2 separate regions of the Homo sapiens genome follow, and region 2 is linked to region 1. A link is a loop called in an ENCODE intact Hi-C map of the cell type or tissue named here. Cell type or tissue: PC-9. All regions are shown on one strand. Each heading gives the region's core, and the rest is flanking DNA. Links, peaks and the distances in the headings are about the cores only. Region 1 has its middle 11 kb from the start of SPNS3. Region 2 overlaps SPNS2 (SPNS lysolipid transporter 2, sphingosine-1-phosphate).

Region 1 (14,751 bases), core at 2,166-10,165:
GGATAAATCCTACGTGATCATGGTGTATCATTCTTTTTTGTTTGTTTTTGTTTTTTGAGACGGAGTCTCACTCTGTTGCCCAGGCTGGAGTGCAATGGCACGAACTCAGCTCACTGCAAGCTCCACCTCCTGGGTTCCAGCGATTCTCCTGCCTCAGCCTCCCGGGTAGCTGGGATTATAGGTGTGCACCACCATGCCTGGCTAATTTTTTGTATTTTTAGTAGAGACAGAGTTTCTCCATGTTGGCCAGGCTGATCTCAAACTCCTGATCTCAGGTGATCCACTCGCCTCAGCCTCCCAAAGTGCTAGGATTATAGGCGTGAGCCACCATGCCCGGCCTGTGGTGTATCTTTTTATTATTATTATTTTTTGAGACAGAGCTTCACTCTTGTTGCCCAGGCTGGAGTACAATGGGGTGATCTCAGCTCACTGCAACCTCCACCTCCTGGGTTCAAGTGATTCTCCTGCCACAGCTTCCTGAGTAGCTGGGATTACAGGCATGTACCACCATGCCCAGCTAATTTTGTATTTTTAGTAGAGATGGGGTTTCTCCATGTTGGTCAGGCTGGTCTCGAACTCAGGACCTCAGGTGATCTGCCCTCCTCGACCTCCCAAAGTGCTGGGATTACAGGTGTGAGCTACTGCGTCTGGCCAGGTGTATCATTTTTATAATAATAGAATTCTTATTATTGTTTTAAGCCCCTAAATTTTGGGGTAATTTACTAAGCAGCAACAGACAACTAGCTCAAGCTGCCTGTTATGGGACCACAGCCGTCGCCTTGCTTCCTTAGCTCCCAGGTGAGTGTAGTCAAGATGGAGGCAGATGCCTTCTTGGGGGCCTGCTCTCTTGGCTGTAAGGGCCTTTTCTTTCCAGTGGCTTGTGGTGAGATGGTCTAACCTGGAGCTGGGGCCAGGGACTCCCTCTTCTGTCTGGTGAAATGGGTGTTGCAGCTGCAGCCAGGAGCATAGGGAGGCAGAGCTGGGACAGAGCCTGAGCTTGTCCCCTGGGTCTTCAGGTTCTTTCTTTGGTAGTGAGAGTTGAGGCTGGAGTCTCAGCTGTGCCCTCCCGTGGCCTTCACTTATGGTTAGCTACATGTGGGAAACAGATGTTGCCTATTCACATGAGGGGTCTAGGTTGCCTCCTGGAAAAAAGAATTCACCCCAAATAAGGAGAGAAAGAGGTCCTCAGCCTTGGTTGGTGCAAACCTCTGGTGCTGGAGAGCAGAGTGATGCGGTTTGTAGCACTGGCCCACCGTGCGGGTTGTCCTCTGCTCCTTGGTCCTTAGTCTAAGGAAAGGGAGAGGGGGTGTCAACACTACAACCCTGGATCCCTGCAAGACACTGGCTGCCCCACAGAGATGCCCCTGTGTACAGAGAGCATCCAGGGGCCATGCGTTTGAAAGACTGTTCCAAGTGAATGCAAGATTTTCTTTTTCTTTTTTTTTTCTGAGACACAGTCTCGCTCTGCCACCCAGGCTGGAATGCAGTGGTGCACGATCTCAGCTCACTGCAACCTCCGCCTCCCAGGTTCAAGCAATTCTCCCACCTTAGCCTCTTAAGTAGCTGGGATTACAGGCACATGCCACCACACCTGGCTAGTTTTTGTATTTTTTAGTAGAGATGGGGTTTCACCATGTTGGTCTGGCTGGTCTCAAACTTCTGACCTCAGGTGACCCGCCTGCCTTGGCCTTCCAAAGTGCTGGGATTACAAGCGTGAGCCACCGCACCCAGCCCATATTTTCGACTGGGGATACAGTTCTAGCTATTTTACTGATGTAGGCCAGAGCATCCTTTGCCGAAATTCAGAGCCTATTACTCCCAGGCTGGTGAGGCTGATGGCCTGAGAAGCTAGATTTATTCACTCATTCAGAGCACCTGTTTTGTCTTCCTGCTCTCTACAAGGCCTGGGTCAGCGGGAGGCAGAAAGGCCTCCTTTCCCTCGAGAGCCTCACTGACCAGTGAAGGAGACAGAAAATCCTAATGATGAGCAGTAAGTGTCATAATAAAGATAAGCCAAGCCAAAAGGCTTAGCCAAGCCTGGCAGCTTCCTGGAGGAGGTGATGTGTGAAGTTTGCACTAGTAGGAGGTGGCATCAACAGGCCCATGGGGTGAGTGTTGAAAGTTCAGAAAGCTGGGGATGGAGGGAGTTTGGAGCATTCTCTTTCTCCTTTTCATCTATCTCTGTCCACTTCCTCTTTCCCTTTCCCTGCTTCTCTTTTCCCAGCTTCCCCTCAGTTTGCCAGGCCCTCTCATTCCAATCTCTGTTCCCAGTTTTGGCCCACTGCTCACCAAAGCTAGGTCCCTAATAACTGTGGGTCCCTATATTTATAGATTCCAAAGGAAAAGGGAGATTTTCCACACTGCTGTCTTGTGTTTTTTTTTTTTGAGACAGAGTCTCGCTCTGTCGCCCAGGCTGGAGTGCAGTGGCATAGTCTCGGCTCACTGCAAGCTCTGCCTCCCGGGTTCACGCCATTCTCCTGCCTCAGCCTCCCAAGTAGCTGGGACTACAGGCGCCCGCCACCACGCCCAGCTAATTTTTTGTATTCTTAGTAGAGACGGGGTTTCACCATGTTAGCCAGGATGGTCTTGATCCCCTGACCTCGCGATCCACCTGCCTTGGCCTCCCAAAGTGCTGGGATTACAGGCGTGAGCCACCATGCCCGGCCTTCCACACTGCTGTCAAATCAGGAGAGCCCAGGCGAAGAGGCAAACTGGGCCTTTGCAGGCACAAATTCCTGACCTTTCTGGCGTAGCTACATCCATGTGGCACCCACAGTCCTGAGCTCTGGAGCTGTGTGGAAAGCACACATCATTTGCACATTTTGTTTAGTTTCAAAGCATTATTTTTTATTTCATTTTATTTATTTATTTGAGACAGAGTCTGGCTCTGTCACCTAGGGTGGAGTGCAATGGCACGATCTCGGTTCACTGCATCCTCTGCCTCCTGGGTTCAAGTGATTCTTCTATCTCAGCCTCCTGAGTAGCTGGGATTACAGGTGCACACCACCAAGCCCGCACTCATTTTTATATTTTTAGTAGAGGTGGGGTTTCACCATGTTGGCCAGGCTGGTCTCGAACTCGTGACCTCAGGTGATCTGCCTGCTTCGGCCTCCCAAAGTGCTGGGATTACAGGCATGAGCCACAGCACGTGGTGTATTTTTTATTTTTATTTCTTCATTTATTTAGAGACAGTGTCTCACTCTGTGCTCCAGGCTGGAGTACGGTAGTGCGATCATGGCTCACTGCACCTTCAAACTCCTGAGCTTAAGCAATTCTCCCACCTCAGCCTCCTGAGTAGCTGGGACTACAGGTGCATGCCACCATGCCTGGCTAATTAAAAAAAAAATTTTTTTTTGTAGAGACAATGTCTTGCTATGTTGCCCAGGCTGGTCTCGGAACTCCTGGGCTCAAGCAATCCTCCCATCTCAGCCTGTCAAAAAGCTGGGATTACAGGAATGAGCCACCATGCCCAGCCAGCATTATTTTTTTTCTGATTATAAAAGCTATATATCAGGCTGGGTGCGGTGGCTCACACCTGTAATCCCAGCACTTTGGGAAGCCAAGGGAGGCAGGTCACAAGGTCAGAAGTTCGAGATCAGCCTGTCCAACATGGTGAAACCCCATCTCTACTAAAAATACAAAAACTAGCCGGGTGTGGTGGTGTGTGCCTGTAATCCCAGCTACCCTGGAGGCTGAGGCAGGGGGATTACTTGAACCCAGGAGGCGGAGGTTGCAGTGAGCCTAGATCGCGCCACTGCACTCCAGCCTGGGTGACAGAGCAAGACTCCGTCTTGCGGGGGGGAGGGTGGAAAAAGGTATACATCCCACTGCTTTTTCTTTTCTTATATTATTACTATGCAAGCGACACACTGCAGAAAAATTAATATACACAGATAAGACAGGGAGGCAGTACAGCAGAGAGGATGGGAGCACAGAGTTCAGAGCTACATGGGGCACTGACTTAGCTTCCTTGTGTCTCAGTTTCCTCGCGTAAAAAGTAAGTATAAGCTGGTCATGGTGGCTCACGCCTATAATCTCAGCACTTTGGGAGGCCGAGATGGGAAGATCACTTGAGCCCAGGAGTTTGAGACCAGCCTGGGCAACATGGGGAGGCCCCCTCTTTAAAAAACAAAATAAAAAATAAAAAATTAGCCAAATGTGATGTTGCACACCTGTAGTCCCAGCTACTCAGGAGGCTGAGGTGGGAGGATCGCTTGAGCCGAGGAGGGCAAGGCTGCAGCGAGCTATGACTGCAACACTGAACTCCAACCTGGGTGACAGAAAGAGTCCCTGTCTCTGCCTGCCCCCGCCAAAAAGTAAGCATAATGAGAATTTTTTTTTTTTTTGAGATGGAGTCTTGCTCTGTTGCCCATGCTGGAGTACAGTGGCACGATCTCAGCTCACTGCAACCTCCACCTCCCAGGTTCAAGTGATTCTCATGCCTCAGCCTCCTGAACAGCTGGGACTACAGGTGTGCACCACCAAGCCCAGCTAATTTTTGTATTTTTAGTAGAGATGGGGTTTCACCATATTGGCCAGGCTGATCTCGAACTTCTGACCTCGTAATCCACCTGCCTCGGCCTCCCACAGTGCTGGGATTCCAGGCGTGAACCACCGCACCCAGCCAGCATAATGATCATCGCCAATTAACAGGCACTCAGCACATGGTATGTGCTCTGTTAGTGTTTGCTATTGTTATTACTGGCATGTAATGATAGAAAAAAGAAATAAAGGAAAAAAGTTTACCTATAGTTCTATGAGCCTGAGATAAGTACACTGTTAAGCCTTTGAGATATAGCCTTCCACACTTTCACTATATGAACATACTTTATAAATATGGCCAGTTCCACAATGTGGTCTAAAATATGATCATAACTCTAATTTTCCCAATTAATTGTTCATGCTTGTGTATGCCTTATTATTATTGTTATTATTTTAGACGGAGTCTCGCTCTGTCTCCCAGGCTGGCGTGCAATGTCGCAATCTTGCCCCATTGCAACCTCTACCTCCCAGGTTCAAGCAATTCTCCTGCTTCAGCCTCCGAAGTAGCTGGGACTACAGGCATGTGCCACCATGCCCGGCTAATTTTTGTATTTTTAGTAGAGGCGTGGTTTAGTAGAGGCTGGTCTCGAACTCCTGACCTCGTGTTTCACCCTCCTTGGCCTCCCAAAGTGCTGGGATTACAGGTGTGAGCCACCACGCCGGGCCTGTGTATGCCTTATTAAAAAGAAATCCAGGGCCAGGTGTGGTGGCTCACGCCTGTAATCCCAGCGTTTTGAGAGGTCGAGGCAGGTGGATCGCTTGAGCCCAGGAGATGGAGGCTGCAGTGAGCTGTGATGACTGCTACTGCACTCCAGCCTGGTTGATAGAGTGAGACCCTGTCTCAAAAAAACAAAAACCATTCAGGATCTTGAGACCACCCTGTATCACCCAGAAACTTTTGAGAGCCTACACCATGCGGGGCATAGGTCATGACTGCTATTTCCCATCATGACCACATGGTGTCGCCATTGAAACCTGGTTGTAACCAGTCCCCAGGACTTGGTGGTAACGATGCTTTTTGAAATCGTGCTAACCTCAGCGAGAAGGGTTCTAGGCTTGAGATGTCAAGCTTGCTGTTCTCAGGGTTCAGTGGCTGTATTTCCTGCACACTTTCCACCATCTAGGGTGACTCCTAGCTCCAGGAGGCCTGGGTTAGGACAGCTTCTGACATCTGCCACCTTCTAGATCTAGAACCTAAAATTTTCCCTTCCTCTTTGGGAATCCATACCAGGAGCTCGTTTCAGCCCTGCAAGCATCAAGGCTGAGAGGTGGTTAGCCATCTGCGAAGACATGGTCTGCTTATCCCGTGGCCACTTTCTTTTTTTTTTTTTTTTTCGAGACGAAGTCTTGCTCTTGTCTCCCCAGGCTGGAGTGCAGTGGCACAATCTCGGCTCACTGCAACCTCTGCCTCCTGGGTTCAAGCGATTCTCTTGCCTCAGCCTCCCGAGTAGCTGAGATTACTGGCGCCTGCCACCACGTCTGGCTAATTTTTGTATTTTTAGTAGAGACAGGGTTTCACCATGTTGGCCAGGCTGGTCTCAAACTCCTGACCTCAAGTGATCCGCCCGCCTCAGCCTCCTAAAGTGCTGGGATTATAGGCATGAGCCACTGCGCCCGGCTACCCTGTGGCCCCTTTCTTTCCCATTCTTCCTCAGAGACAGAGGCAGACTTCCCTGGCACCCACCTTCCCAGCTTCTCCTGCAGACGTGGCACCGACATGTGACTCAACCTGGCCAGTGGGCTGTGAGGGAGCACCAGCAGGGGAATTTCTAGGGCAGATTTTCCTCCCTAATAAATACACATGAACACATTTCAGGATGAATCTCCTACCTTCTTATATGTGAGACGACAAGCCTCAAGATGGAGACTGTGGTAGCCAGCCTGCAAGAAGATCTCGTGGCAGGGCGTGGTGGCTCAGGCTGGTAATCCCAGCACTTTGGGAGGCTGAAACGGGTGTATCACCTGAGGTCAGGTGTTCGAGACCAGCCTGGCCAACATGGAGAAACCCTGTCTCTACTAAAAATACAAAAATTAGCCGGGCGTGGTGGCAAGTGCCTGTAATCCCAGCTACTTCTGGGAGGCTGAGGCAGGAGAATTGCTTGAACCTGGGAGGCAGAGGTTGCAGTGAGCTGAGATTGCACCACTGCATTCCAGCTTGGGCGACAAGAGCAAAACGACATCTCAAAAACAAAGCAAAACAAAAAAAAAATTGGCTTGAATAAAATACATAAATCTTCTTTTTTTAAAAAAGATCTCCCGCAAGCTTTCCCTCCTGGTATTCATGCCCTTCCACATGGAGGGGCAGCAGAGAGTATGGGAACACAGAGCATAGACTGGCCTGTGTGGCCAATGGAATGCAGCTGAGTACAGACCTAGGAGTCCAGGTCAGGAAAGATGCAGGCCAGACGCAGTGGCTCACGCCTGTAATCCCAGCACTTTGAGAGGCCGAGGCAGCTGGATCACCTGAGGTCAGGAGTTCAAGACCAGCCTGGCCAACATGGTAAAACGCTGTCTCTACTAAAAATACAAAAACTAGCTGGGCGTCGTGGCATGCGCCTGTAATCCCAGTGACTCAGGAGGCTGAGGTGGGAGAATCGCTTGAACCCAAGAGATGGAGGTTGCAGCGAGTGGAGATTGTGCCAGTGCACTACGTCCTGGGTGACAGAGCAAGACTCTGTCTCAAAAAAAAAAAAAAAAAAAAAAAAGATGTTGCAGTTTCTGCCTTGGTCCCTAATGTATTGTTCCCCCTGCAGGAAACTAGCCACCATACCGTGAGGATGCTCAAGCAGTCCTGTGGAGGGACCCATCTAGACAGGAGCCAACAGGCAGCACCAACTTGCCTGCCACGTGAGTGAGGCCCCTTGGAAACAGAGCTCCCAGCCCCAGTTAAGACTTTAGGGGACTGCAGCCCTTCACGGCAACAAGAGACCCTGAGCCATAGTCCTGCATCTCAGCTGCTCCCAAATTCCTGACCACTGAAAAATGCAAGAGATAAATGACTACTGTTGTTTAAAGCCATGAGTTCTGGGGGGATTTGTTTTATAGCAATTAATTAAGTAATCAAAGGCCAACACTATAAAGATTTCAGGGGGGAAAGATGAAAAACACTGAGTTTTTTATGATGTCATGGAGCCACTGAGTTAATCAACCCTGAAACTGCCTACTTCTTGATTTGCAGTGCAAGAGAACGAATGAATGTCCTGGTTTGGCTGCTGTTACTTCTGCTGTTACTTGCGGACAAAAGCATCCTTATTGATTCATCACATAAAAGATGACTCCCTGGGGATTTCTGAAGAGTGATTCCTGGCCGGGCTCGGTGGCTCATGCCTATAATCCCAGCACTTTGGGAGGCCGAGGTGGGTGGATTACAAGGTCAGGAGATCTAGACCATCCTGGCTAACACAGTGAAACCCCGTCTCTACTAAAAATACAAAAAATTAGCTGGGTGTGGTGGCAGGTGCCTGTAGTCCCAGCTACTCAGGAGGCTGAGGCAGGAGAATGGCGTGAACCCGGGAGGTGGAGCTTGCAATGAGCCGAGACTGCACCACTGCACTCCAGCCTGGGTGACACAGGGAGACTCCATTTCAAAAAAAAAAAAAAGTGATTCCTGAGTGACTTCCTGTGACCTTCTTTTTTTTTTTTTTTTTGATTAAGGGTCTTGCTCTGTCACTGAGGCTGGAGTACAGTGATGCAATCACAGCTCGCTACAGCCTCAACCTCCTTGGCTCAAGCAATCCTGCAATCCTCCTGCCTCAACCTCCTGAGTAGCTGGGACTACAGGCACACCACCACCATGCCTGTCTAATTTTTTTTTTTTTTTTTGCAGCGATGGGGGCCTGTTGCCCAGGCTGGTCTCAAACTCCTGGGTTCAAACAATCCTCTCACCTTGGCCTCCCAAACTGTTGGAATTACAGGTGTGAACCACTGTGCCCAGCCTGTCACCTCCTATTCTGTGAGGCTGGACATTTCTTTTGTTAAAAAAAGGACATAAATTTAAACTCTGATGGGAGCCACTCTGGAAGGGTCTCCACTAAAAATCATCTCAAATGAGCTTTTTTTTTTTTTTTTTGAGATGGAGTTTTGCTCTTGTTGCCCAGGCTGGAGTGCAGTGGTGCGATCTTGGCTCACTGCAACCTCTGCCTACTGGGTTCAAGGGATTCTCCTGCCTCAGTCACCCAAGTAGCTGGGATTACAGGCACCACCACCATGCCCGGCTAATTTTTTTGTATTTTTAGTAGAGACGGGGTTTCACCATGTTGGCCAGGCTGGTCTCTATCTCCTGACCTCAGGTGATCTGCCCGCCCTGGCCTCCCAAAGTGCTGGGATTACAGGTGTGAGCCACCACGCCTGGCCCCCAATAAGCTTCTGTATCAGAATTCACGAGAAAAAGCAGCCAAATAAGCTATGACTGGCCAGTTCACAAGTTTGTCTTTGATGTGTTTTATTATTTTTATCTGAATGGAATTATCCTGGACATGGATTTTGTAGGCTCTTGTTTATTTTTCACCATCAAATTCTGAACGTCTTTCAGATCAACATAGACTAACATCATGTACAGGGCTGTCTGGTGCCCCATTGTAGGGAGGTACCATGATTTATTTATTAATTTAATTTTTTTTTTTTTGAGATGGAGTTTCGCTCTTGTTGCCCAGGCTGGAGTGCAATGGCAGGATCTCAGCTCACTGCAACCTCCGCCTCCAGGGTTCAAGCGATTCTCCTGCCTCAACCTCCCAAATAACTGGGATTACAGGCATGTGCCACCACGCCCGGCTAATTTTGTATTTTTAGTAGAGACGGGGTTTCTCTATGTTGGCCAGGATGGTCTCGAACTCCTGACTTCAGGTGATCCGCTTGCTTCGGCCTCCCAAGGTGCTGGGATTACAGGCATGAGCCACGGCGCCTGGCCTGGAGGTACCATAATTTATTTAACCAGCCTCTGAAGCTGGGAATCTAGAATGTTGTCACTGTTCTGATATTACAATAACCCCATTTACTTTTTTTTTAATTGTGGTAAAATAATATAGAATTTACAATTTAGCCTTTTTTTTTTTTTTGAAACAGAGTCTTGCTCTGTCGCCCTGACTGGGGTGCAGTGACGCGATCTCGGCTCACTGCAATCTCTGCCTGCCGAGTTCAAGCGATTCTCCTGCCTCAGCTTCCCAAGTAGCTGGGACTACAGGCATGTGCCACCACGCCCAACTAATTTTTGTATTTTGTATTTTTTTTGACAGAGTCTTGCTCTGTCACCCAGGCTGGAGTGCAGTGACATAATCTCAGCTTACTGCAAGCTGTGCCTCCCGGGTTCACGCCATTCTCCTGCCTCAGCCTCCCGAGTGGCTGGGACTACAGGCGCCTGCCACCATGCCTGGCTAATTTTGTTTTTGTATTTTTAGTAGAGACGGGGTTTCACCATGTCAGCCAGGATGGTCTCGATCTCCTGACCTCGTAATCCGCCCACCTCAGCCTCCCAAAGTGCTGGGATTACAGGCGTGAGCCACCGCGCCCGGCTAATTTTTGTATTTTTAGTAGACACGGGGCTTCACCATTTTGGTCAGGCCAGTCTTGAACTCCTGACCTCGGGTGATCCGCCTGCCTCAGCCTCCCAAAGTGCTGGGATTACAGGTGCGAGCCCCTGCGCCTGGCCTCAATTTAACCATTTTTAAGTGTAAAGCTCAGAGGTACTAAATGCACTCACGTTGTGCAACCATTACCACCCTCCATCTGTGAAACTTTTTCATCATCCCCAACTGAAACTCTGTGCCCATTAAGCAATGACCCCATTTCTCACTCGCCCCCATTCAGTCCCTCCTAACCTCTATTCTACTTTTGGTCTCTGTAAATTCACATATTCTAGTCCAGGCGCCGTGGCTCTCATCTGTAATCCCAGTACCTTGAAAGGCCTGAGGTGGGCAGATTGCTTGAGCTCACGAGTTTGAGACCAGCCTTGGCAACGTGGCAAAACCCTGTCTCTACAAAAAATGCAAAAAATTAGCCAGCATGGTGGCGTGTGCCTGTAGTCCCAGCTACTCGGGAGGCAGAGGTGGGAGGATGGATTGAACCTGGGAGAAGGAAATTGCAATGAGCTGAGATTGTGCCACTGTACTCCAGCCTGGGTGACAGAGCCAGACCTTGTCATTCATAAATAAATAAATAAATGAATGAATAAAATAAATAAATGGCCGGGCGCGGTGGCTCAGGCTTGTAATCCCAGCACTTTGGGAGGCCAAGGCAGGAAGATCACCTGAGGTCAGAAGTTCGAGACCAGCCTGGCCAACATGGCAAAATCCCATCTCTACTAAAAATGCAAAAATTAGCTGGGCGTGGGGGGCACGTGCCTGTAATCCCAGCTACTCGGGAGGCTGAGGCAGGAGAATCGCTTGAACCCAGGAGGTGGAGGTTGCAGTGAGCTGAGATCGTTCCACTACACTCCAGCCTGGGTGACAGAGTGAGACTCCGTCTCAAAAAGAAACAAATAAATAAAATAAAATTAAAATTAATAATTAATTAAAAAATTCACTTATTCTATAAATCTCATATAAGTAGAATCATACAATCAATATTTATCTTTTGCATCTGGGTAATTTCACTCAGCATGATGTCTTCTTTTTTTTTTTTTTTTTTTGGAGACAGGGTTTTGCTCTGTCGCCCGGTCTGGAGTGCAATGGCACGATCGTAGCTCACTGCAGCGTCGAACTCCTGGCCTCAAGCCATCCTCCCACCTCAGCCTCCCCAGTAGCTGGTTTTAGAGGTGTGAGCCACCGCACCTGGCCAGTTGGATATATTCTAATGCTGCTCTCCTGGCTAACACCTAGCCTCCCTGACTTGCCCAACTCCTGGGAGTTCTGGCCTCAAGAACCCCTCCCTAGTCCCTGACTGGCTCTGAAAACCACCACAGCGTCTCTTTCTTGTTGGGTAAAGGTGAGGGCTGGACCCTGGAAAGGTCCTGTTTGGGGCAGCAGCTGCTAGGTGGGGGCTGCCAAGGTCCCCACTGCTGTGTGGTTTGCATGAGTGTGTGTGAGTGGGGGTGTGGGTGCTCGTGTGCCCACCTTCTCCTCATGCACTCACACTTGTGGATGTAGCTCTGCCCACTACTCTTTGGCTCTGAGGGCAGGGGCTGAGAACAAAGTTTCATCTACATGTGCTGGGGAAAACCCCATTATATTTAACACTCACAATACTTCCTCCATACCAAGCATAGTTCTAGGCACTTTTCAAACATCATCGTATTCAAGCCACAACAGTCCCATGAGGTGTGTACTATTTTTATCCCCATTTTATTTGTTTTATATTTATTTATTTTCAAGACAAGAGTCTTACTCTGTCGCCCAGGTGGGAGTGCAGTGGTGCGATCACGGCTCACTGCAGTCTTGATCTCCTGGGCTCAGGTGATCCTGGGATTACAGGCATGCACCACCATCCTTGGCTAATTTTTGTATCTGTATTTGTATTAAAAATTTTTTTTTTTAGTAGAGACGGGGTTTCACCATGTTGGTCAGGCTGGTCTCGAACTTCTGACCTCAGGTGATCCACCCGCCTCAGCCTCCCAAAGTGCTGGGATTACAGGCGTGAGCCACCGCGCCCGGCCTTAATTTTTACATTTTTAGTAGAGACGGGGTTTCGCCGTGTTGCCCAGGCTGATCTCCAACTCTGAACTCAAGCGATCTGCCTGTCCTGGCCTCCCAAAGTAATGGGATGACATTCACGAGCCACTGTGCCTGGCCATCCCCATTTTGTAGGTGAGAAAATTGAGATGGAGAGAGGTTGAGTGATCTGCCTGAGATCCTATGGCCAGTGAGCAGTGAGTCTAGCTGCGGAGTACAGGTTCTGAAGCAGGATGCGAGACCGCCTGCACGTGCGCATGGATGATCTTGAACTTCCCCTTCATTCACCAACTGTAGACCCCATGTGGGTGGTCACCGAGACGGTATGCGGCTGAACCAGGCAGTGGATGCCAAGGACCTCGTCATCATCGTCACCACCACAATAACAATACTCTACACTCTGTTTGTCACATGACAAGCTCTATGTTGGAAACAGTATGTGTATCTATATTAGTTCATCCTCACAATTAACCCCTGAAACATCGTCATATTATTCTCTTTTTAAGACTTACTGAGTCTTGCTCTTGTTGCCGAGGCTGGAGTACCATGGCGCAATCTCGGCTCACTGCAACCTCTACCTCCTGGGTTCAAGTGATTCTCCTGCCTCAGCCTCCCGAGTAGCTGGGATTACAGGCATGCACCACCACGCCCGGCTAAGTTTTTATATTTTTAGTAGAGACGGGGTTTCACCATGTTGGCCAGACTGGTTTCAAACTCCTGACCTCAGGTGATCTGCCTGCCTTGGCCTCCCAAAGTGCTGGGATTACAGGCATGAGCCACAACGCCCAACCCATCTTATTATTCTCTATCACAAATGAGAACACTGGTTGGGCGCAGTGGCTCGTGCCTTAATCCCAGCACTTTGGGAGGCCGAAGCAGGCAGATCACCTGAAGTCAGGAGTTCGAGACCAGCCTAGTCAGTATGGCGAAAGCCTGTCTCTACTAAAAATACAAAAAATTATCCAGGCGTGGTGGCTCACGCCTGTAATCCCGGCACTTTGGGAGGGCGAGGCAGGCAGAACACCTGAACTCAGGAATTCGAGACCAGCCCAGTCAGCATGACGAAATCCTGTCTCTACTAAAAATACAAAAAATTATCCACGCATGGTGGCTCATGCCTGTAATCTCAGCGCTTTGGGAGGCCAAGGCAGGCGGATCACCTGAAGTCAAGAATTCTAGACCAGCCTGGTCAGCAAGGCGAAAGCCTGTCTCTACTAAAAATACAAAAAATTATCTGGGCATGGCAGTGTGTGCCAGTAGTCCGAGCTATTCGGGAGGCTGAGGCAGGAGAATGGCTTGAACCCAGGAGGCGGAGGTTGCAGTGAGCTGAGATTGCACAGTTGCTCTCCAGCCTGGGGCGACTCTGTCTCTAAACAAGAAAACAAATGAGAACTCGGAGGCTCAGAGAGGTTAGAGACTTGCCTGAGGCACACAACTAGAAAGTAGCAAAATTTGATTTTGAATCCAGGCCGGTCAGACTGTAAAGCTCCTACTTTTTTGTTTGTTTGCTTTAACTTTTTTTTAAAGAAATAGGATCTTGCTGTGTTGCCCAGGTTGTTCTCAAACTCCTGGGCTCAAGCAATCCTCTTACTTCAGCCTCTCAAGTAGCTGAAACTATAGGCACGAGCCATCAAGCCCGGCTTCTTTAATGTTTTTTAAAAATTGAGGTAATTACATTACTTAAAATTGTAACCATTTTAAAGGATATAATTCAGTGGCATTGAGTGGATTCAGAGTGTTGTGACACCATCTCCTCTATCTAGTTTTGAAACATTTTCATCACTCTCCAAGGGGACTGTCTTCCCATTAAGCATTTTCCTCTCCTCTTAGCCTCTAGGAACCATTTACTTTCTGTTTCTGTGACTATACCTGTGCAGGATATTTTCTATAAATGGAATCATACAATATGTGGCCTTTTGTGTCTGGTGTCTTTCACTTAGCATAATGTTTTCTTTTTTTTTTTTTCCGAGACGGAGTCTCACTCTGTCGCCCAGGCTGGAGTGCAGTGGCACAATCTCGGCTCACTGCAACCTCCACCTCCTAGGTTCAAGCCATTGTCCTGCCTCAGCCTTCTGAGTAGCTGGGATTACAAGTGCGGTGCCACCACACCCGGATTATTTTTGTATTTTTAGTAGAGATGGAGTCTCACCTTGTTGATCAGCCTGGTCTCAAACTCTTGACCTCAGGTGATCTGTCTGCCTCGGGCTCCCAAAGTGCTGGGATTACAGGCGTGAGCCACTGTGACCAGCCAGCATAATGTTTTTAAGGTCTATCCGTGTTGTAGCATGAATCAGTACTTCCTTCCTCTTTATGACTGGATACTATTCCATTGTATGATTATGCCACATTTTCTTGACCCATTTATCAGATGGGCGTTTAAGCTGTTTCCACCTTTTGGCTGTTATGAACAGTGCTGCCATGAACATTTATGTACAAGTATTTGTTTGAGTCTTTGTTTTCTTTTCTTTTCTTTTTTTTTTTTCTTTTTTTGAGACAGAGTGACAAAGTTGCTCTGTTGCCCCAGCTAGAGTACAGTGGTCCCATCTTGGCTCATTGCAACCTCTCCCTCCAGGGTTCAAACAATTGTCATGCCTCAGCCTCCCGAGTA
Region 2 (16,755 bases), core at 3,751-11,750, 93 kb after region 1:
GGGCCTCATCCTCATGGTCTCTGCAGAGACTGATCAGTAAGCTGCTCTGCCATTAATGACCCAGATTTGCAGGGTGGCTTGGGAGTAGGGGACCAGCAGATGTAGAACAAACCCAGTTGAGATTCAGAAATGAACCCAGCAGGGATGTCTTGGGATTCTGGGCCACTTCTGAAATGGGCAACCTGAGGCCCAGCTGCTCCTGAAGATCACAGCCTCCTGCGGGCAGACGGGGGCAGGATCTTGCCCTGGGGAAGCCTGGGGGTGAGTAGGAGTGAGTGTGCCTGAGTCCAGAGCACTGGCTCAGGGACTGCCTTGGCCCAGTCCCTAGGCTGGTGGGGTGCCAGCGGGGCCGGGCTGTGGGTTCCCAGCCTTAGCCATCCAGCGCCAGGTCAGCAGAGCCAGGCTCTCAGGCCCCTGTAATTACCGGGGTGGGAGCTGCAGCCAAGCGGGAGCAGGGGTAAGACTCCCAGCGTGAGCCAGCACTGAGGCCTCCACATGGGGACCTGGGTCCCTCTGAGAGGGACTGGTGAAGGGCATCAGGGCCCATCCTTTCAGATTGCTAGGCCCTGTCTTTCCAGGCATCTGCCCCCATTTTGGATAAAAGAAAACCAAGGTGGGAATGCCCCATTGTTCTCAGGTCATAGCTGGGGCTGTGTCCTGTCCCACTAGTTAATTACAAATGATAACATTTATGACATTTATTGAGGACCTACTATGTGCCAGGCACTATTCTAAACACTGAATGTGGATTAACCTACTTAAACCTCACAACAACCATATGAAATGAAGCAGGTCTTCAAATTAAGCCATATTACAGAGGAGGAAACTGGCACAGAGAGGTTATGTTATTTCCCCAAGGTCACACAGCAGAGAAAGTGGGAAAACCAGGATTTAAACCCAGATGCTCCAGTTCCAGAGCCCATGCTCTTGAGAATTTAGCTAAGCCACCTGCTGCTCTGAGACAGGCTCAGGTAGGGTGAACGTGGGCTGATACTGACTGTGCTTGGGGAAAGCAGGGGGTACGCGGGGACAAGCTTGAGTGCCAGGTGCCCTGTCTGGGCTGCCTAGGAAGGAAGAGACCTCAGGATCACGCTGTTGGCATCTTGCATTTGAGGCTGGCCTGAGCCGAGGGCTCTTGAGGTCAGTGTGGATTTCCTCTTACACCTTGGCCTTTCGAGGATTCTGTGATGTCAGCAGATTGGGCCTGGCTGGAGGAGGGAGGAGGAGGCCAGAAGTCCTGGAATCGGGGCTTGACTCCTCTCGGGGCTACTGAAGAACCAGCAGTGATGGGGAATCACTGTGAGTGTCTGGGGCAAGCTGTTGAGTGAGTCAGGGCCAGAGTCCATCCAGTTCTGGGGGTGCCCTTGAGGTTACAGGCACCACTTCACCAAGAGCCTCAGAGGAGAGAGGCGCAGGTATCCTGGTAGACGCGACTTTGGATCTGCGCCCTAGAGGTGAGGCAGGTCTTAATGGCTAGAGAGGGATAGCCTAGGAAGAGGCACAGCTGTGGCCAGGGCTGGGCGGCCTACAGCCTGTGATGTGTGATTCCAGGGAACTCAGAGCAGCCTGGCCAGTGGTTTCCAATCACCTGGGCAGTGCGTTTATAGATTCTTAGGTCCCACATCTAGAAAGGGTGACTCTGCAGATTTGGGGAGGGCCCCAGGAAGCTGTATTTTAATAAGCACCTTCCCTAAAGGTGATTGGGATTCTCAGGCAGGTTTGGGGATCTTCCCAGTCTCTGCATTTACACAGGAAGAAATAGGGGTCCAGGGAGGTGAAAAGTCATGGCTAGCAGCATTTCCCTTTGCCTGGAGTCAGGGGCTGTATGTGTGTGCGGTGGGCACTGTGGTTGGGAGAAGAGCTGGCTTAGGGCCAGACCGTGGAGGCCTCAGATGCTAGAATTCTGGGCGGCAATGGGGCTGCTAAGTGTGAGTGGGCAGCCGTACCCACTGGGCCAATACTCGTAGAACAGCGCCTGGCACAAAGTAGTTGGTGGATATGTGTCAATATGTGCATTGTCGCTGTTGTTATTGGTACCATTACTGAGCCAGGGGTCTGGGCCAGTGGATCTTAAAGGACTGATGGACGACTCTGAGGCCAGAGGTCACCAGTGGGCCACAGCGTTAGCTCCTTGAGTCCAGGCACTGTCTCGGGGTCTCTAGAGGCCCAGACCAGGACTTAGAACTCAGTAGGAGATTCGTAAGAGCTTGTGAGATCAGGCAGCAGGAGGGATGCCGGCTGGCCGGCAGGGGCTGGAGGCAGGGAGTCCAGGGAGGAGGCTGGACGATAAAGCAGATGGAGAATCACCGGGGCCCATTCATGAGGTGGAGGGAGCCAAAGGGGTATCCTGGCTGACTCCCAGGGTCCTGCAGTGTCCTACAGGGTCCGCTCAGGGAATGGGGACCCAGTGGTGAGCTGAGGAATCAGTCAGGAGGCTGGGAAACAGGGATGAGAGCGTCCAGGGGTTGAGCCTCCAGGAGGTGGTTGGTTTCAGAGGAGGAAAGGAGGTGAGAATATTGACTTGGGAAGGGAAAGAACTCTCCAGAGTTCTTAGCCAAGTGTCGTGGTCCACGCCTGTGGTCCCAGCTACTCGGGAGGCTGAGGCAGGAGGATGGCTGGAGCCCAAAAGGCTGAGGCTGCAGTGAGCTGTGATTGTGCCACTGCACTTTAGCCTGGGTCAGAGAGCAAGACCCTGTCTCAAAACAACAACAAATGCTGTCACCTGTGAAAGGAGGAGAGGAAAGGAACAGCTGGCAGAGGGGACAAGTCAGAGCTGTTCTCACCACCAGGGTGAGGGAGGTGTGGGCGTGTTTGTGGGCTGCTGTGCAGGAGCCGGAAGCCAGGGAGAGGCTGAGTGCACGGGCCCAAGCCAAGGACTGACCCAGCGCAGCCTCCCTGCCAGGCGAGAGAGACTGTTGGCCCAGAGTAGGGGACGTTGGCCTCAGACAAGAGGTGAGACCTCCTGGGGCTTGGGAGGTACGTAACTTGTCAATGGATGTTGTTCCAGAATGTTTTCTTGGGTGATGAGAACCCTGTGGCTAGGAGACGATTCCAGCTGTGGATTTGGGGTATGCCTGGAGAGGCCTGCATTGTGGCTGTGTTGGCTGGGGTCTGCATCTGGGGTAGGAACCCCACTTTGCATGCACGCCTGGCGGGGTGGGCTTGGCCTGAGCTGTGGGAGGCTGCTCCTGGGCGTGAGGCCCATCCTGTGACCCACCAAACCTCAGCCTCCAGGAAAGAGGCTAAAAATAAGGCTGTGGTGAAGAAGGGAGGGGTGCGTGGGCCTGAGCCGTGCTGGAGCCCAAAGGAAAATCTGAGGCGACCCGCCGAGCTGCTGTGACACACGCTTCCCGTGCCAGCGGCCAGCGGGATCTCACCCTCCTGTGGCTGTGGCCGCCTCCAGGCCCGGAAGAGGGAAAGCAAGCCAGAAAGGTTCAGCCCAGGTCCGACCTTGGGCCTCGCAGCCTGCAGGAAGCCCTGCTCCCTGGGAAGGTTCTCTCTGGTCTTCTTCCTGGAGCTTGGACTTGGACCCAAGACTGGGCGCTGGGGAGTGGTGGGACGGGAGCAGGCCATGTTATCCAAAAGCTTCCTGTGTCCTGGGAACTGCCCAGGACTTCCCAGAGACCTTAGACGCCCATCTGGATGTGGAGGAATGTTCTCCCTCTACCAGGAGCTCTATGTGGTAGGAAGTCAGGGGAAGGCTTCCTGGAGGCAGAGGCAAATCCTGGACCTTGAAGTCATCGGATGGGGAAGTGTGCCGCTGGATAGCTGGATACTGCAGGGAGGAAGCGAGAGTGCTTTGATTTGCCGTGGACACAGGATGTCATCATGATGGCTATTTTGATATGGCCTCCCTCCCAGAAATGGAACCTGCAGTTACTGCAGACCCGTGTCCCTCCTCTGGACTATGGATGGGGACCCTCCTGCCTCCTCCTGACTCCGCCCATCCTCTTGTCCACCCGACACCAAAATCGTGACTGTCCCTGCTCTGAGTCCTGGAGATGACCGGCCACGGCTCCTGCCTGGCTTGTGGTCTAGTGGAGGATGAAGAAACATTCACCCACGTGTAAAGTCCCTGTGGGTTATGTGTGTGCTGGGCCCTGGAGGACACCAGCAAACCACGCAGAAGGCAGCGTGGCAGGAGAACGAGCTTTGGTTTTTGGCAATAGACCTCGTTTCAGATCTCACCTCCAAAACAGAATGTACTGTGTGACAAATTACTTCATGTCTCAGAGCCTCGGTTTCTTCCTATATAAAATGGGATGAGAATCATAAATACCAGCACAGATAGTGAGGACAGCGTCTGTACCATCTTCAAAGCCTCACGCAGTTCCTTGGAACTTAGCGGGAAGCGGTAACTAGCGGCTCTCAGCTCAGGAGGAGCTCATAGCTGTGCTTCTGTGTGCATTCCCTATAGAACCCACTCATCCTGGTAGGCCCAGTGCTAAAACGAGTTTGGACAGGGGAAGAGTGGGGGCAACTAACTTATTGAGGGTGGTGGGAGGGGAGCAAGCAGGGGAGATATTCCAGAACAGGAGGCATCTGAACTGGCCTTGAAGAAGTGGCAGGAGTGAGCCTGGTTGACGGAGTTGTACCAGAATAGAAGAGGAAGTGTGCAGAGTCAGGGGGCCATGAGTAGTTTGGGGTGGCTAGTGGAGGGGTGGTGTCCTGAGAAGTGAGGCCGGAGGGCGGGGCTGGCAGGGCCACACCTTCACCCTGTGAAGTGACTGTGCCACAGAGGGATGGGATCAAACCTACACATCAGGAGGGGGAACAGAGTCCTGACCCAGAAAGGAATGGGTTGTGGGGCTGTGAGCCTCTGGGGCTGGGTCAGGGCACCTCAGAGGTCCCTCTTGCTGGCTCTGCCATCCACAGGCCTAGGATTGGCCCCGGCTTCTACCTTCAAGGCAAAGCCACAGCCTCTGCCTTGGTTATTAAGTCATTAACTGGGCCTCACACAGCCTCTTCATTACGGGTAATTATGGTCAACCCACTCAGGGCATTAACAAGGAGGAAGACAGCTTCTCTGGCTGTCAGGCTGCTGGGACATCCGCCCGTCTGTCCTGCATTCCGGGAAATTGCTCAGGATTCCAACCTGGGTCTCGGAAGGGACAGTGACGTTCCAGCCTCCCCACTCCTTCCACACCCCCAGTCCCAGCTGCCAGCAGGATCCTCATACAGCACCTGGAGATTCCACTTTTTCCTACTTCCCTGTGGTGTGACTTTGAGCCCACAGCCTGACTTCCTATGCTCCAGTTTCCTCATCTGTCAACTTGGATCCTAGTACCAGCCTCCTAGGGCTGTGTGGGGATTATACAGGCATTTAATGCTCAGTTCGGCAAACCATCATCTGTTGAATGCTGCCATCATCATCGTCATCATGAAGAGCTCTGGAGTCCCCCAAAGGCTTCTGTCCCTGCCTGTAAGGCCCCCAAAGGCAGGGCCATCTCCTCTTCCTTCTTCCGCTGTCCCTTCTCACTGCAGATGTGCTATGGTCAGCGGGGCTCTGGCCTGTGCCCTGGGTCCTCCTGTCCTCACAGATAATGCAGGCAGGGACCCTGAGGCCCACGGGGATGGGGGTTGTGCTTACTCAGGAGCCCTGGCTGAGTGCTGCGAGGGGTAGGAGGTCCAAGATCCTGCCTGTCCCCCAGAAGCCATGGCTCTGCCAGTCTGCTGGGGCTGTGGGTGGTTTCTGGGTGGTCCAGCTGCTGCCCCCACCCCGTGACGTGCAAAGCCCTAAAGTAGTTGGGCTTGGAAGCGGGTGTGGCCTCAAGAAATCCACTTCTCCCAAGAAAACGGGCCTGGAGCCCCGCCTGCTTCCCTCTGTACCCTGGGCCAGAATCTGAAAATGGAGGGGCCCGGTTATAATCCTGAGGGCAGCTGGGGTGACAGTGTGTGTGTGTGCGTGCGCGCGCACGGGTATGTGTGTGCGCGCGTGGGTGTGTATGCATGTGTGCAGGTGTGTGCACACACGTGCGTGCGTGTGCAGGTGTGTGTGTGCATGTACAGGTGTGTGCGTGTGTGTGCGAATGTGGTTGTGCACATGTGCAGGTGAACCAGAGTGAGCGGCTGCCCCTCCCAGGCCAGAGGGCTCCCCGCAGCTTTCAGGGCCCCCGCTGCTCTCTGAGTCATGGGCTTTGTGTTCCCCCTGAGGGAAAGGCCTATGTCTATTGCACTGATCCACGGCCTGGGCCGCAGGTAGGGAAGAGGCCCAAGCTGGCAGATAGGAGGTGTGGTTGCCCATGGGGCAGAATGACCGCAGAGGAGCCCTGCCTTTCCCTGCCCCTCGGGTCCTTGTGAGTGATGGGAACAGGCTGAGGACAGGAGGTCCCCGGGGAGGCAGGAGGGAAGCCTGGGAAACCTGGGCAGGGTAGAGGTCGCAGCAGAGCAGGAGTGCCGCAGATATGGCCAGGCTGGGCCCTGCAAGGCGGGAAAGAGGCTGGGCTGGTCTGTGGGGACACCAGCCATCAGACTCGGCCAGTGAGCACCCTCTGTCTTCCCTCCAGGCGTCCTTCTGGACATCCAGCAGCACTTTGGGGTCAAGGACCGAGGCGCCGGCCTGCTGCAGTCAGGTGAGGCCCACCTCCCACCTTCCCCCCCACGCCCAGGCGTTGGCGTCGTGGGTCCTGTCCTGTTGGTCGTCATCTGCCACCCGGTCTGTCTTCCCCTGTCCTGACTCCTGGAAAGAGAGTGGGCTTTGCATCCCAGTCTCACTATTGCCACCTGCCAATGGCACTGCTTCTCTGAGCCTCTGCTGCTTTTCTTGTGTAACAAAATGAATAATACCTGCCCTGAGGGGCTATGGCAGGTAAAGGAGAGTGCAGGCAGAGGTTGCAGAGGTGAACTTTCTCTGGGTCCTGGGGCCTCATCGGGACCCAGTGATCCAGGCTCCCTCCTGAGGCTGGTGCAGGGAGCTCCTTAATTCAGTAAGTTGGGCAATGCCAGCAGAGCCGTGGTGACCCTGTTTTTATCTCCTGCCCTCCCCCACATTCCTTCCAATATCATCAACCCTGGGAATCGCCTCTTAGGTGACGAAGCAAAAAACTCCAGCTAGTCAGCCCCAGAGCGGTTCCCAAGCCCGGGGCAGGCGCCTGAGAATCTGGGCCCTGGACTGGACGTGGGCCTGAGGTTCCCTACCACCCTCTCCCCTGGGGCCCAGGCTTCTGATGGGCTGCCAGAGCAGGGCCTGAGCCCCCAGGCTGCTGGAAGCTGGGCCGGGACAGTGTGGGAGGCCATTAAGCACTTATGGCAGCCCACCAGCCCCTCCCTCCAGGGAGCGTGCCTCCCTTGTCCCTGCCTTCCCCATGACATGGCCCTGTGGGAGCTGGGCCCTTGGCTCCCTGGCCTTCCCACTGGCTGAGGCCATGTTGGCGATGCTCTTAGCAGCAACCTTCAGGCCTGGGCAGAGACTAAGGCCAGTGCTGCCACTCAGGGCTTGGGGCGGGAGGCCTGGTCCTGACTCTGCCCTAGTCATGCTGTGTGGCCCCAGCCTGGATCCTGCTTTCTCTGGGCCCTTGGCCCTGGAGTCCATCTGGCTGTGAGCCCCCGTCAGATGCAGGATGAGGTCCCCATGGTCTGCATTCCAGTCCAGTCGGTGAACCCCTTCCCCTGCCTGGGCCCTCCTGGGAGGGAGGGGGTGGAGTGAGCTCGTTCTGTCCAGGAACCTGCCTGACCTGTCTAAGTGGCATTCCAGTACTCACAATCCCTCCCGAGCTCACAGAATGCCACAGCCACTCCCCCCACCTCCCTTCCTAGCTGTCCTTACAGCCCAGATGGGGACTTTGGGGCTCAGAGAGAGGGGTTGCGATGGTTCTCAGGCTCAAGTGAGACTTGACTGTTCTAGGATGGGGCAGGGCCGTGCGGTCCAGTATCCCCTATAGGTGGCCAGGTCCCTGCCCTGGCAGACATCATGTTTTCCCAGGCCATGAGCCCAACGCCTCCCCTACCCCTTCCTGGGTCTCCCTGGCTAGGCCAGAATAAGTCTGCCTGCCCTGCCGCCTGAGACAGGTTCCTCTAGCCCTCTGGGCTGTGTGCATGCAGTGACCAGCACTGCAGCTGGGAAATGGAGTTCCAGCCACATGGGCGCATGGGAAGGAGTGGGCTGCCAGGCTGGCAAGGAAAGGGTGGGAGAAGGCCTAGCTGCCCAACCCCCGCCCTGTGTGGCCCCTGACTCACTGGGGACCTGGCCCGAGCCTCATCCCCCTCCTGGTCCCGGCCTCACTGCCTCATCTGGAGCAAGGCTCTACCCCACGCATCCTCCATTTAATGACCACTGAGCATGGTCGGGGCCAGCACAGCCCAGGGAGGGGGCGGGAGGTACAGGGAATGGTGGGGAGGGTCACAGGCCGGGCAGGGGGTTGGGGGCTCGGCTCAAGGCAGGTGTGAGGGTTCCCTGGTTCTTTCTGCGGTTCTGTCCCAGGCTGGCTTCTCGGGCTCATGAAAGAGAAGTCACTCCGTCCCTCCTCATCCCGGTGGCCTGGCTGGAGGTGGACAAAGCACACACAGGCATTGTCTTGTTTCATTCTTCCAGTAACCCTACGGGCTCTGTTTGTCAGCTGCACTTACCAGATACAGGGACAAAGGCCCAAGACAGGGAAATGGCTTGCTTGAGGGCTGGCAGTGGAGAGCAGCCGGCCTGGAATAGGGACCTGGGCCTCTGCCTCTGCTGCCCATAGGCTGGGGGGGAGCCTGGATACCTGGCATCTCAGTGTCCCCAGGGCGGGTGCCTCTGGGCCATGGTGAGAATTGCCAGCATTCTGAGGGACCCTCTAGTCTGTACACCATGGCCCTCACCTGTCACCTACCCCGGCACAGCTAGGATGGCTCCCCAGGGTGCCCTCACCCCTTTGGCCACCTAAGCCAAGAAGCCAGTCGAGTAGACCATGATGTTACTCAGTGGACAACTAGGCAAGTCACATAATTGGCCTGTGTCCCAGGCACCTGTGCCTTCCCCAAGCCCGATAAGGTCGGAGCCAGGTGGAGGGCGCCAGCCAGGTGTTGGTGCTTGCCCAGATCAAAGGGCCAGGGCTGAGAGCTGGGCTGCCTGCTTATTTGTGGCACCAGGGGCTGCTGGGCCAGGAGACAGGGAGTGGGGGTGGCTGAGGGTTAGGCCTGGGCTTGCCCCTGCTGTTTCCCTCTTGGGACCAGGCAGGAAAACTGCTGAGGATGAGCCCACTTTCAGCAGCCCCTTTGCAGATTAGATGGCTGCTGGTTTGGACCTGGCCCCTGGACCCCCTGCAGGAGCCATATCTCAGGCTCTCTGAAAGCCCACAGCAGAATTACAGCTCATAGGCTGGGCGCCTATGGCTTACGCCTATAATCCCAGCACTTTGGGAGGCTGAGGCAGGTGGATCATCTGAGGTCAGGAGTTCGAGACCAGCCTGTCCAACATAGTGAAACCCCATCTCTACTAAAAATACAAAAATTAGCCAGGTGTGGTGGTGGATGCCTGTAATCCCAGCTACTCGGGAGGCTGAGGCAGGAGAATCGCTTGAAGCCAGGAGGCGGAGATTGCAGTAAGCCCAGATTGCGCCATTGCACTCCAGCCTGGGTGACAGAGTGAGACTCTATCTCCCCAAAAAAAAAAAAAAAAAAAAAAAAAAACAAAAAAACCGCTCATAGGTTTTGCTGTTTTGGGAAATCAGGAGCCCCCATGGCCTACACCTAGAGAAGCAGCTGCCACTGAACCTACTGCCTGGCAGGCCGTGTGCTGGGCTCTGCCCAGACTCAGTTCTTACCCTCAGGTAGATTCCCTCTATCTATGGGGGCAGAAAACGTATCATCAAGCCACCACCCAGGCACAGGGGGCTGTGGGAGCCTGGGTGGACGGCAGAGAGCGTGCACCTAGCTCTGGCCGGTGGCCGCGGAGAACACTTCCCTGAGGAGGAGACGTTTGAATGGGGCTTTGAAGGATGAGTTAGAGTTTGTAGTCAGTGTGTGAGATCGAGTAGATGTGTGAAGCCCTCCTTTCCCCTCCAAGCTAGATAAAATATGCCAAGAAAACATGTTGAAATTACAAAGCTGAGCTTGACAGCTAAAGCTAGCAGGGAAATTCCCAGATGCCAGAAGCAGAGAGCTGAACTCAAAAACCGGAGTGGGAGCTAGAATTGAAGCCAAGTGATGCAGAGTGTTTAGGGACCAGATAAACGTCTTCGAAGCTTGTTACGGTATTTTCAATATAAACATTTTTATCATGAAAAATTTTAAACAGACATAAAAAGTAGTGAGAATGGCGCAACGAACTTCCATAGAACACATCACCCAGATTCATCAAGGGAACGCCCGCCTGGCTCAGTTTCCGGGCCTGGGGTTTCTTCGTTCTAACCGTGGGTGATTTTGTTTCCATCCAAGCTTCCTGATTCCAAGCTGTGTCCCCAGGCTGCTGGGTAGTTTTTCTGGTAGAGTTCCCTTTCGAGAATGGGCATTTCCCACCTGGCGCTGGCTAGTTCCAGCCCCTGCTCCGTACAGGCCTGGGGCTTCCACTTCCTTCCCCATAGAGGCCCCCTCTGTTTCCAGGGACCCTGGCAGAAGCAAATCCCAAACCATTCCTTAGGGAATTCTTCATGACCCAGAGCCTGCATGGGACACGGGACAATTTCCACTGAAGACAAACTCAAATTCAAAATTAATAGAGCAGGCCAGGCGCGGTGGCTCACACCTGTAATCCCAGCACTTTGGGAGGCTGAGGCGGGTGGATCACCCGAGGTCAGCAGTTTGAGACCAGCCTGAACCAACATGGTGAACCCCATCTCTACTAAAATACATAAATTAGCTGGGCATGGTGTGGGCGCCTGTAATCTCAGCTACTCAGGAGGCTGAGGCAGGAGAATCGCTTGAACCCAAGAGGTGGAGGTTGCAGTGAGCCAAGATCACACCACTGCACTCCAGCCTGGGTAACAAGACCAAGACTCCGTCTCAAAAAAAAAAATTAATAGAGCATACAGTTCTCCCTCATTTTTTTGAGAGGGAGTCAGCTGACCCTGAAGATGGGAAAACAGATTCGTCACAAAGGGACTTTAAAATTAGGTGTGTTTAATATTCAAAGCTCTAAAGGAAAGGATAGGACTTGTAAGACAAGAACAGAACATTATGAAAAGAGAACCGGAAAATGTTTAAAAGACTAATATTCGAAAATACCAGAAGTGAAAAATATGTATTAAAATAAAAAATGGAATAATTAGGTGAGTTAATGAGTAGACTACACCTAGTTGAAAAGAAAAGTGAATTAGAAGCTAGATCTGAGGAAATCAGCGTCAATGCAACACAGGGAAGGGTGAGGGAGAACGAAGGCTGTTTGTGGCACTGCCTGACTCGAGTGGCCTGTGGCCCATTGGCCATGGGTTGGCGTATGGGGAGAACAGAAGGAGAAGAGGCTGGACAGTGGGCAGGGTCTGAGTGTGAAAGGCTTGAAGGCCAAGATAAGGCATGTAGGTTTTGTCTTGGGGCAGTAGGGAGCCAGAGAAGGTTTTGGAACAGGGCAGTCCGTGTAAAATGTGTGTCTCGGGCCGGGCGCGGTGGCTCACGCCTGTAATCCCAGCACTTTGGGAGGCTGAGGCGGGTGGATCACGAGGTCAGGAGATCGAGACCATCCTGGCTAACATGGTGAAACCCCGTCTCTGCTAAAAATACAAAAAATTAGCCGGGTGTGGTGGCGGGTGCCTGTAATCCCGCTACTCGGGAGACTGAGGCAGGGGAATGGCATGAACCCAGGAGGCGGAGCTTGCAGTGAGCCGAGATCGCGCCACTGCACTCCAGCCTGGGCGACAGAGCGAGACTCCGTCTCAAAAACAAAACAAAAACAAACAAACAAAAAAGATGTGTGTCTCAGGATATTCATTCTGGGACCAAGTGTGGGAAGGGGCAGCAGAGGAAGCTGAAGGCTACTCAGGGCCGGGGTTTGTAGGCTCACGAGGAAGTGCCAGGATGGGGATGGGGGAACGGAGGGAGAGTGGGGACAGAGGAAGAGCCAGCTCAAACCGAAACCAGACAGTGCCTCTGTTTTGGGGGTAAGTCTCCTTCTGCCTGTTCTCCCCTCCCGTCTTTGGCCAGCCCAGCGACTCCTGCTTCAGCAGACTTGGGTTCTGAAGGCACAGCCGGGCAGCCCCTGCGGCTGTTCCCCAAAGCCCTCCTTTTCAAGGAGTGGCCCCAAAACCTCATTCACCCTGAGGCCTGAGAGCCCAACACAAGGTTTACATCCTGAGTAGGGGATCACAGAGCAGGTGTTCCCGTCCTTCCACCGGGAAGTCTGAGCGTGGTGAGCTTTCAGGCGCTGATGGGGCCATCTGTCCTGAGCATTCTCCGTCAGCTTGGCCAGCCCAGGCCGTCCCTTGGATGGCAGAGCCTGGCCCCCGCCCCACCCATGCCTGCCTGAGCACCCTCCCTGCCCACAGGATGTGGAGGATGGTAGGTCTTCTCCAAATAACAGATCAGCCATGTAAAAATAGCCGTGGCTCAGCCCAGGCCGAAGCAAGGGCTGAATGCAGGCTCCAAGGCCACAGGGCGGGGGCTCAGGGCTCCCTCAAGCTCAGACTTGCCCTTTCCTGCTCCAAAACTGCTTTCTGGGGTCATACAGGCCATGTGTGCCATGGGGATGGCTCCGCTCACCATGGACAGGGGTCCTGGGGCTGCCCACCAGGACACCGAGGGCCCGTGGGGGTTCTGAGCTCTGGGCTGCCGTGAGAGGTGGACAGCACTGGCTTTCTGACGGCCTCCTGCCAGCCTGGCGAGGAGGAGGGAGTGAGGCCCTGGCCCAAGACCCCGAGGCAGGCGGGCTGGTCTGACCCCTCCCTCCCTGCTGTCACGGCCCTGCCCGCTCGGCCCTGGCTCCCTGCCCTGCCTCTCCATTGTCCTAGACCTGTGGGCTCAGCACACCCTCCACAGGATGTCCCTGCGGGAACTGCTGGGAAAGCCGCCCCTACCAAAACCAGGGGTGGGGCTGCCAGTCTGCCCAGAAAGCTCTCCTCAAACAAACAAAGACCACGGGATTGCGGGGTGGTGGGCAGGGGAAGCTTCTAGCTTGGAGGCCCAGCCCAGGCTGGTCTTTATTCTCAGCAGAGTTGCCTGCTGGCCTCTGTGTCCCCATCGGACACAGTCCACATGGGCAAGGCTTCGCCTATCCTGTCCCTTCTGCCAGGAACATTCTCTCAGCCCCCTCCCCGTCCCTACCCTGATTGTGTTCAGGCCCCTCCATGGCCTGTGACCTCCAGGGGGCCAGGCGGGGTCCTCCCTCCTGTCTGTCCTGAGCAGAGAGAGGGCAGCAGTGATGGATCCCACCTCCCTCCTGACCCTGGACTGCCATGTCCCAAGGGAAGACACTGAGGGGCAGGCTGGTCCAGACTGTGCCTTCCTAATTTGGTCTGTCATCTCGGGCAACTTCCTCCACCTCTTGGGGCCTCAGTGACCTCAGCTGTTAGATAGGGATGGACGTGGGGAGGATCAGGTGAGCTAAGGGCACGTAGGTGCTTGGGCAAGTTCATCAGGCTGGGGCCGGTGGGTGGGGACGGGGCGTGCCAGCTTCTGCCAGGAGTCCACCTGCAGTCCTGGGGACTTCTGCCCATCTAAGTGAGGAGCCAGAAACCAGGGAGGGGTTGAAAGAGCTAAGAAGGGCCCGTGCTTCCTGCTCCACTGTGGGCAAGAGGAGAGAATGGAGCATGATGGCCGGGGTCTGGCGAAGGTCTGGGTCACGTCCCTCCAGTCCCTCGTCACCCCCCCGGGAGGGGGCTTTTTCAAGGATCCTACCATGGTGTTGGGGGGCGGGGTGGAGAGAGCGCGCTGTGGTTCTCTGCCGCCTTCTAAACACCAAACCCTGTCCTGGTCTTTAGCCCAGTCCTCCCTCCACAGCCTCATCTCTCGCTGCTTCCTCTTGAGCATCCTCAGGCCATGGCCTGACCTGTCTCCTTGCTGTCCTCAGCAGGCCCTGAACTTTCCCTGACCTTGGGAACATCAGCTGGGACCTTCCCCCTTCCCAGCATGGCAGTCTGGGGAGTGATTTAGAGCAAGGACTCTGGAGTCTGCCAAACTGGGATTTAAATTCTGGCTCAGCCGCACACTCGCTGTGTGACATCACTTCTTTTGGCCTCCATTGTCTCCTCTGTAAAATGAAGAGAACAGAATCAAAAGAGATCATCTGTGCATATGTCAAGGCTGCATGCTGGGCCTTGCCTATATATCCATAAATAATAACTGCAGTTATCATGAACACTAAGCATCATGCCTCGTGAACCATTATACAATATTGCTGATCTGAAGTTTATATTTCAGCGTATATTCTTGATGTTAAGTATTATCTTAGCGGTAAACTCCTATGCATGCTTCAGTGCCCAGCTTTGTCACCACCGCCTCCGGGAAGCCTCTCTTCATTATCCTGGCAGGATCTGGAGCTCCTTGGTGGTTCCCCAACATAGGTTGTCCTTTAAACAGAGCAACCTATGAACAAGATCTGCCCCTGGCCAGACAGGGGGAAACTTCTCTTCTGATTCCTTCTGTCCACTTGCCACCTAGCACAGACAGGCACAGGGAGAACAATTCCTCCTCCTCCCCCAACATGTGTCAGTCCTGATGCAACTGGAAATCTCCCTCCTGCCACATTCTGATCTGATCTCAGGCAGGTCCTTGGAGGCAGGCCCAGCAGGAAAAATTCTTTTTCTAAATGTGAGGAAATAATTTCTGCCTTGACTAATTTAAACAAGGGCCCAGTGTTGACCAAGGCCGGCCTGCTCTGGGCAGGGTGTGGCATTAAGCACCTTGCACGTGCTATCCAGCACCCAGACCCACCCTGGAGAGCTGCTATTTTTATCTTCATTTTACAGATGAGGATGCTGGCATGTTGGCGCTGGCTCAGGCCAGCTCATGAGAGTCAATTGTTAACATTTCAGGAATGGTGTGTGAGCTAGTCGTAAAATACAACCATTGTTAAAAACTAAATGATATCGGCTTACAATTAAATAATTAGAAACAAGGTAATAACTACTCAAAAGTCCTCACTTCCTAATTATTTTGCTGTGTTTCAGCGTTATCTGTGGTCCTATGGTGAGTGGCGTCTGTTCTATTTGTGTGGTAGAAACACTGGACAATGGCGTGTCCCCGCACATCCCTTTCCAACGCCCATCAGTGACACGACGTGGGTAGCTTGAACTCAGCCAGGGCGGAGTGTTTACACCACAGAAATGGGCAAACACGGCCGGGCACGGTGGCTCACCCCTGTAATCCCAGCACTTTGGGAGGCCGAGGCAGGAGGATCACCTGAGATCAGGTGTTTGAGACCAGCCTGGCCAACATGGCAAAACCTTGTCTCTACTAAACATTCAAAAATTAGCCGGGCGTGGTGGCAGATGCCTATAATCCCAGCTACTTGGGAGGCCGAGGCAAGAGAATCGCTTGAACCCGGGAGGCAGAGATTGCAGTGAGCTGAGACGGTGCCACTGCACTCCAGCCTGGGCGACAGAGCGAAACTCCATCTCAGAAAAAAAAGAAATGAGCAAACACGCCACATCAGGGCTCCCCTCACCCTTTATCAGAGCCAGTTAAACATATATCAGCACACCACTGAAGGTGAGACACAGAATGGCTGTGGCCTGACTGAGGTCACCGGCTGGGAAGGAGCGGAGGTGAATTTGAGCCCAGGGAGTGTGCCTCATGCCCGGATTTGTGCACCCGCATGCTGATTCTCCCCAAGGCCTCTGGAATTAACAGGTCTGCTCGTACACCCACCACCCACGCGCACTCACTGGCCTGTTCTTGCTGGCATAAAAGAGGGGCAGTCACTCCTCCAGCCAGGTTCAGGGGAGCTCTGCCTGGCCCTCTCGCCTCTCTTTCACCTCTCTCTTTTCCTCCTTCCTCCCTCCCTCTTTCTCTTCTCTCAGGTCCCATCTCGCCAGGGTCTCAGGCCCACGGAGGAGCAGCCGGGACCACGCACACATTCAGCCTGGCGGTCAGAGGCCAACTGGCTGCCATGTCTGTCACTCCCAGCCTTTGTCTGGCCATCTGCCCATCAGCTGTGGGACTGCTTTCCAGGGGGAGGGATGGGGGGCCACCTCGCTGTGTGACCTAGGGTCCACCCTACCTTGCTCTGGGCCTCTTCATCCCACCTGGGACCTCCAAGGCCCCTCCCATCACTGGCAGTGGCCTCCCTGTGGAATCTTCTAAACCTCTTGTTCTGGAAGAACAAAGCCAGGTCACGGCCTTTGTTCGACATCCCCTCATGTTTTCCTTTCTCACCCATGGACGTCACAGTCATCACAGTGGGCTCCGGGGCCCCACCCCAGCCTCTTTCCTGCTCCTCCAACATGCTAAGTAAACTCCTGCCCCAGGGCCTAGGCACTTGCTGTTCTTGCCCCAATAATTGCGTGATTTGTTTCCTTACCTCCTCCAGGTCCTGGCTGAAATACCCACTTTGACCGCTCAATTTAAAATTGTGGTGGCCGGGTGCAGTGGCTCACGCCTGTAATCCCACACTTTGGGAGGCCGCGGCAGGTAGATCACTTGAGGTCAGGAGTTTGAGACCAGGCTGGCCAACATAGAGAAACCCCGTCTCTACTAACAATACAAAAATTAGCTGGGCGTGGTGGCAGGCGCCTGTAATCCCAGCTACTCAAGAGGCTAAGGCAGGAGAATTGCTTGAACCTGGGAGGCGGAGGTTGCAGTGAGCGGAAATCGCACCACTGCACTCCAGCTGCCTGAGCAACGGAGCAAGACACTGTCTCACAAACAAATAAAACACCAGCTAACTATATCAATAAATTTCTCTCAGCCAGGCAC

What was found. Peaks named below come from ENCODE experiments on the same cell type or tissue, not always from the same donor. Only the 100,000 strongest peaks of a DNase experiment are listed, where the experiment ranks them.
Region 2: a loop joins it to region 1, with 11 times the contacts of the local background. A loop is called at or near these places in 13 of 110 quality-filtered maps.

What each region holds. Positions count from the first base shown.
Region 1 is chr17:4,415,288-4,430,038 of GRCh38, forward strand. No RefSeq gene overlaps it. Among named protein-coding and RNA genes, the nearest start is that of SPNS3, 11 kb to the right of the region's middle. RefSeq lists a silencer at 5,403-5,602. In PC-9, for the core only: CTCF peaks have their summits at 5,508 (motif pointing right), 5,709 and 6,810; a DNase peak (open chromatin) is centred at 5,534.
Region 2 is chr17:4,506,741-4,523,495 of GRCh38, forward strand. It overlaps SPNS2 (SPNS lysolipid transporter 2, sphingosine-1-phosphate), which reads left to right. Exons shown (of 13, transcript NM_001124758.3): 2 at 6,507-6,572. Among named protein-coding and RNA genes, the nearest start is that of SPNS2, 16 kb to the left of the region's middle. RefSeq lists enhancers at 2,706-2,765, 5,459-6,105, 7,462-8,119. In PC-9, for the core only: a CTCF peak has its summit at 6,884; DNase peaks (open chromatin) are centred at 6,201, 6,911, 7,681 and 8,921; H3K4me3 peaks cover 2,624 bases; H3K27ac peaks cover 6,215 bases.